2 separate regions of the Homo sapiens genome follow, and region 1 is linked to region 2. The links are chromatin loops, found by intact Hi-C in ENCODE. Cell type or tissue: adrenal gland. All regions are shown on one strand.

Region 1 (2,500 bases), 310 kb before region 2:
ACCTATTGTTCCAAGTGCTTTACCTCACTGAATCCTCACAACACCTAGGAAAGCACTCTTTTTTGGTTGTTGTTTTTTGTTTTTGTTTTGATATGGGGTCTTGCTCTCTCACCCAGGCTGGAGTGCAGTGGTGCAATCTAGGCTCATTGCAACCTCCGCCTCCCAGGTTCAAGCAATTCTCCTGCCTCAGCTTCCCGAGTAGCTGGGATTAAGGGCACACACCACCACGCCCAGCTAATTTTTGTATTTTTAGTAGAGATGGGGTTCCACCATGTTGGCCAGGCTGGTCTTGAACTCCTGACCTCAGGTGATCCCAGCTGCCTCGGCCTCCCAAAGTGCTGGGATCACAGGTGTGAGCCACCACGCCCGGCCGGAAGGCACTCTTGTTCCCATTTTACAGAGGGAGAAACTGAGACATAGGGAGTTGAAGGAACTTGCCAGAGGTCACAGAGCAGTTAAATGGCAGAGCCAAAGTGGGAAGGATGGAGTGATGGCAGCCTTGGCTCTGGGCCTAGTCACCATCCTTCCCTGGCTTAAAAAAACCACTGCCTCTTGTTGGGCCTCAGTTTCCACCCCTGTGAAGTAGGACACAGTCCCTCTCCTGCTGGCCTCTCAGACCCTAGGGTTTGAGAAGCTGCCTGTGATTCTCTCAAGTGATGTGTGCAGGGGGAGGTGGCTATGATTGCTCTGGGGCTGCTGATGATGGAGCCTGCCTGACGAGCCCCCACCTTCCTCATTGATTAGGTGCTCACATATGCAGATACGGCCATAGGTGCTGGGGAAACAGTGATGATGTCCTCCTGAGGGACGGGGCAGACAGACACAGGTACATAGACAGATATGTAAAACGATTGTACATTGCAGTGATCTGTGAAGGAAGCAGCATGGAGCGGAGACAGATTACATCAGCCTGGGTGATCAGGGAAGGCCTCTGAGGATGTGATATTAAGCTGACAAGTAAGACCTTTCCTGTGAAGAAAGGCATTCCTGGAAAAAGGAACAGCAAGTGCTAAGGCCCTGAGGCAGGAGAGAGCCTGACAGCAAAGGGAGGCCAGTGCAGCTGGGCCAAAGGAAGCAAGCGAGGGGGAGGGTGGCAGGAAGTGGGGACAGGTCAGGCAGGGTCCTGTCATCCTGGGCACGATTTGGGGTTTGTGTGACCTGGATGAGGAGGTCACAGGAAGACTTTCAGGTAGAGCCATGGTGGCATCTGACTTCTAGGTTTAAAGACTCCCTCTGGCTCTGGTGTGGAAAAGAGAGTGCAGCTGAGCTTGCATCAGAGATTCCTGTTATGGGTCAGGGTGTGTCTGGGCACGAGATGATGGGAGCCTGGCTGGGCTGACATAGTGGAAGTGGGGAGAGGACGGATGCTGAATGCAGCTTGAAGGTGAAATCAGCAGCACTGGTGGCATATAGGAGGTGAAGATAAAAGGAGATTAAGGACGATGAATTCCTAGTTTTCTGGCTAAAACCGTGATGTTCTAGGCCTGTGGCTCAGCACCAATGTCCAAGCCTGTCCTGCCTAAGGGCAAGATGCCTCCTCGCTGGGGTCAGTGGACCCTGTGAGGGCTGAATCCTATGTGTCCGGTTTTTTTTTTTTTTTTAACTTTTAAGACAGGGTTTTGCTCTATCGCCCAGGTTGGAGTGCAGTGGCACAATCACAGCTCACCGCAGCCCCAAACTCCTGGGCCCAAGCCATTCTTCCACCTCAGCCTCCCAAAGTGCTGAGATTACAGGTGTGAGCCACCACTGGCTCCTGTGTGTTTTATTAACTGCATAGCCCCGGGGTGCTCAGGGAGTATTTGTTGAATGAACCAATGAATCAGTGCCTGGGAATTCCCAAGTCCTGTCCTCTCTTTGCCTCAGTTGACCCATCTGTAAAAGAGACCACTAGTTTCATAAACCCCTCTCCAAGCTCCTTGCCTGGGGGGTCTGGTCACCCCAGAAGGGCTGTGCCCATCTGTGCCAGGAGTCAGGACCATGCTTTAAGCAGGCCCTGGCTCCCCATCCCATCCCCCAGCCTGAAACCTCAAATTACCTATGGGGTGGGGGCTGCCCCAGAGGTGTTTCCATCGTGCCCAGATGCGCATGGCAGGCCCAGCCCTCCCTTAATGACACCTTGCCTGCCTGCCCTCCTGCTGGGGTAGGAGGGGAGGGGGCCCCTGGCCCAGCCTAAGCTGTAGTTTCTTTTTCCATTGCGTCAGGCCTCAGGGTCCAGTACGCCTGGCTGCTGCTGGGCTGGCGCAGAGGGACCCACTCTTCCCCCCGCCTGCCCCAACTCCAGACATCATGTGCTCCCCGTTTCGGGGATCCAGAAGCTTCCAGCCAGAGGGTGAGTTGGAGATGGGAGGACCTGCCCCTGGCTCGGGGAGGAGTTCCCTTCCCACCCACCCATTGCTCACTCTAGCCAGGGCCTGAGCCGATCCAGGTGGAGTTGCAGTGAGCTGGGGGCTCCTGGCCCAGCCACCGCCCCCTGCCCCTGTGACCTGTCCCTCCTGCCCAC
Region 2 (2,500 bases):
CTCTGGGAGGGTTCTCAGAGAACCTCTGGTCCTGCCCTGTGCAGGTCGGAAAGGGAAACTGAGGCTGAGAAGGGCACGTGGCTTCCGCAGACCACGCACCAGTGAGGGGAGGCCCTGGTGAGAGGCCCGGGCAGGGGCGGGGTTGGCGGGGTCCTGGGAGGCGGCCGCTGGATTCTCTCCCTACCCACCCCAAGGTCTCCCGGTTTCCCCCCAGCCCAGCTCCTGTTCTTGCCCCACGTGGAGCTGAGGACAAACTTCCCCGAGGTGCTGGAGTCAATTTCACAGACTGGCCAGGACCCTGCCGCAGGCCACAGCTCTGCCCAGTGCTGGGGAGCCCCCTGGCCAAGGGTGGGGGAAGCTTGTAGCCCTGTCCTTGCCTTCCCCTGCACTCACTGCAGTCCAGCTGGCCCGGCTCCTCCTGGCCCTGGCTCCCTCTCCCCGCTCAAACTCCAGACCCCAGCTCCAGGGCGAGGGGGCTCTGTGGGTCCTGGGCCCTCTGCCTGCGGCTGACTTCCTAGCCCACTCCAGGCTCAGGCAGGCGGGCGCCACGCGGCCCTGTGGTTCCTCCTGACTGAAGTGTGATCCCCACCCGGCCCTGGCTGCGCCCAGCCTGCCGGAAGCCGGCCCAGCACAACCGCCCACCGACTCGCTCCCCCAGCTCTTAGGGACTGCCCTGAAGCCGACCCCTGCTCCGCGTGGTTCTCTCATTGTGTGTGTGTGTGTGTGTGTGTGTGTGTGTGTGTGCGTGCGCGTGTGTGGCAGTCCCAGCTCCTCCATTAGGTTGAGAGCTCCGTGAGCCACTCCGGGGACCCCACACCCCTGTGCTAAAAAAGATGGGGACTAGAGGCTCAGGACACCCCACCCCCAGACCCCTCTGCCCATGCCCAGCTAAGGGCTGAGCACAGAGGAGTCGGGGCCTAAGCCTTCTAGTTCTCTCTCACTCTCCCAACCAGCGATGGGGCCGTGGCTTCTCTCTGAACACAGTTTGGCGGCAGGGGCGCGGGTCCTTCTCTTCCGAGGACCTTGTGGCGGGCATTGTTTGGTGGGGCTGCGGTTAGAAGGGCAATTTCCAGGCCCGGCTGTTGCCTCCTGCTGCTCCCTTGTGGCCAGTCAGCTCATTGCAGGGCAGATGATAGAACCCAAGTTTACTTTCCAGTACGGGCACAGCGATAACGAGGTTGATAAAACCAGTGAACTGGCTTGCCTGTGACTCTAGGGTCTCTTCAGCCGCAAGTGGGCTCATCTCCTGTCCTGATGCCGAGGAGGATCACTTGAACAACTGCCTAAGACCCAGAGTCCTGGGGATGGCCCAGTCTGAGTTCTTCATGGAAAATTGTCCTCTGAATCCACCGGGAGGAGGAAGGATGATCTAAAAAGGGAGGGAGGCAAGGAGAAGCTCCTAAGACAGCAAAGGCCAGAGACAGCCGGGGTCTGGACCCCTGCACCCTGCAGGCGAGAGCTGGAAGGACTCTCAGAGTGCAATGGCTCCATCTCAGCTCACTGCAACCTCCGCCTCCCAGGTTCAAGCGATTCTCCTGCTTCAGCCTCCTAAGTAGCTGGGATTACAGGCGCCCGCCACCACACCCGGCTAATTTTTTTGTATTTTTAGTAGAGACGGGGTTTCACCATGTCGGTCAGGCTGGTCTTGAACTCTTGGCCTTATGTGATCCACTCGCCTTGGCCTCCCAAAGTGCTGAGATTACAGGCATGAGCCACCGCGCCTGGCCTCCAGCAAACTTCGTTTAAAAAAGCAAGACCTTTTTTGTTTTTTCCCTACTGAAATCCTACTCAGAAGCCCATATTGTAAGCTTAGGTAAGTAGAGCTGCCGTGGAGGCCTGTGAGGAGGTGGGGAGTTGCCAGAGGGTCCCTGAAAGTGAGATAGGGTGGGGCATTGCATAAAGGCAGGGAAGAGGTGGATCCAGGACTGGCAACAAAACGCAGGATTCAGAATCCAAGTATTCACGAGCAGCATCCGGTGCAAGCTGGGGGATGGTGAGATGCAAGAGATAGGACAACTGCCATGTGACCTTAGGGCATTTTAAGGAGGTGTGACCTGGAGACTGCTGTGATTGGAAAGACTGCTGGGAGGGAAAAAGAGGAATGGGCAGGTTCGGGGTGAAAAGTGAGGAGAAGCGCCAGACTTATGTTGTTTCTTTCACCTGGTAGGTGCCTCCCCTCCTCCCCCACCCCACCCCTGCTTTTTTTTTTTTTTTTTTTTTTTTTTTTTTTCAGATGGAGTCTGGCTCTGTGACCCAGGCTGGAGTGCAGTGGTGCGATCTGGCTCACTGCAACCTCTGTCTCCCGGGTTCAAGCGATTCTCATGCCTCAGCTTCCTGAGTAGCTGGGATTATAGGTGTGCACCACCACACCTGGCTGATTTTTGTATTTTTAGAAGAGATGGGGTTTTACCATGTTGGCCAGGCTGGTCTCGAACTCCCGAGCTCAAGTGATCCGCCCACCTCGGCCTCCCAAAGTGCTGGGATTACAGGCGTGAGCCAC

Evidence for each region. Hi-C counts contacts between places; a loop is a spot of excess contacts. Peaks named below come from ENCODE experiments on the same cell type or tissue, not always from the same donor. Only the 100,000 strongest peaks of a DNase experiment are listed, where the experiment ranks them.
Region 1: a loop joins it to region 2, with 2.8 times the contacts of the local background. A loop is called at or near these places in 9 of 110 quality-filtered maps.

Annotation. Positions count from the first base shown.
Region 1 is chr16:57,103,846-57,106,345 of GRCh38, forward strand. The region is part of intron 1 of CPNE2 (copine 2); the gene reads left to right. Among named protein-coding and RNA genes, the nearest start is that of CPNE2, 13 kb to the left of the region's middle. RefSeq lists enhancers at 1-237, 1,517-2,116. In adrenal gland, no CTCF peak of the experiment used is centred here; no DNase peak of the experiment used is centred here.
Region 2 is chr16:57,416,122-57,418,621 of GRCh38, forward strand. No RefSeq gene overlaps it. Among named protein-coding and RNA genes, the nearest start is that of CCL17, 13 kb to the left of the region's middle. RefSeq lists enhancers at 1-511, 512-1,027, 1,544-2,058. In adrenal gland, CTCF peaks have their summits at 1,097 (motif pointing left) and 1,312; DNase peaks (open chromatin) are centred at 511 and 1,080; H3K4me3 peaks cover 590 bases; H3K27ac peaks cover 639 bases.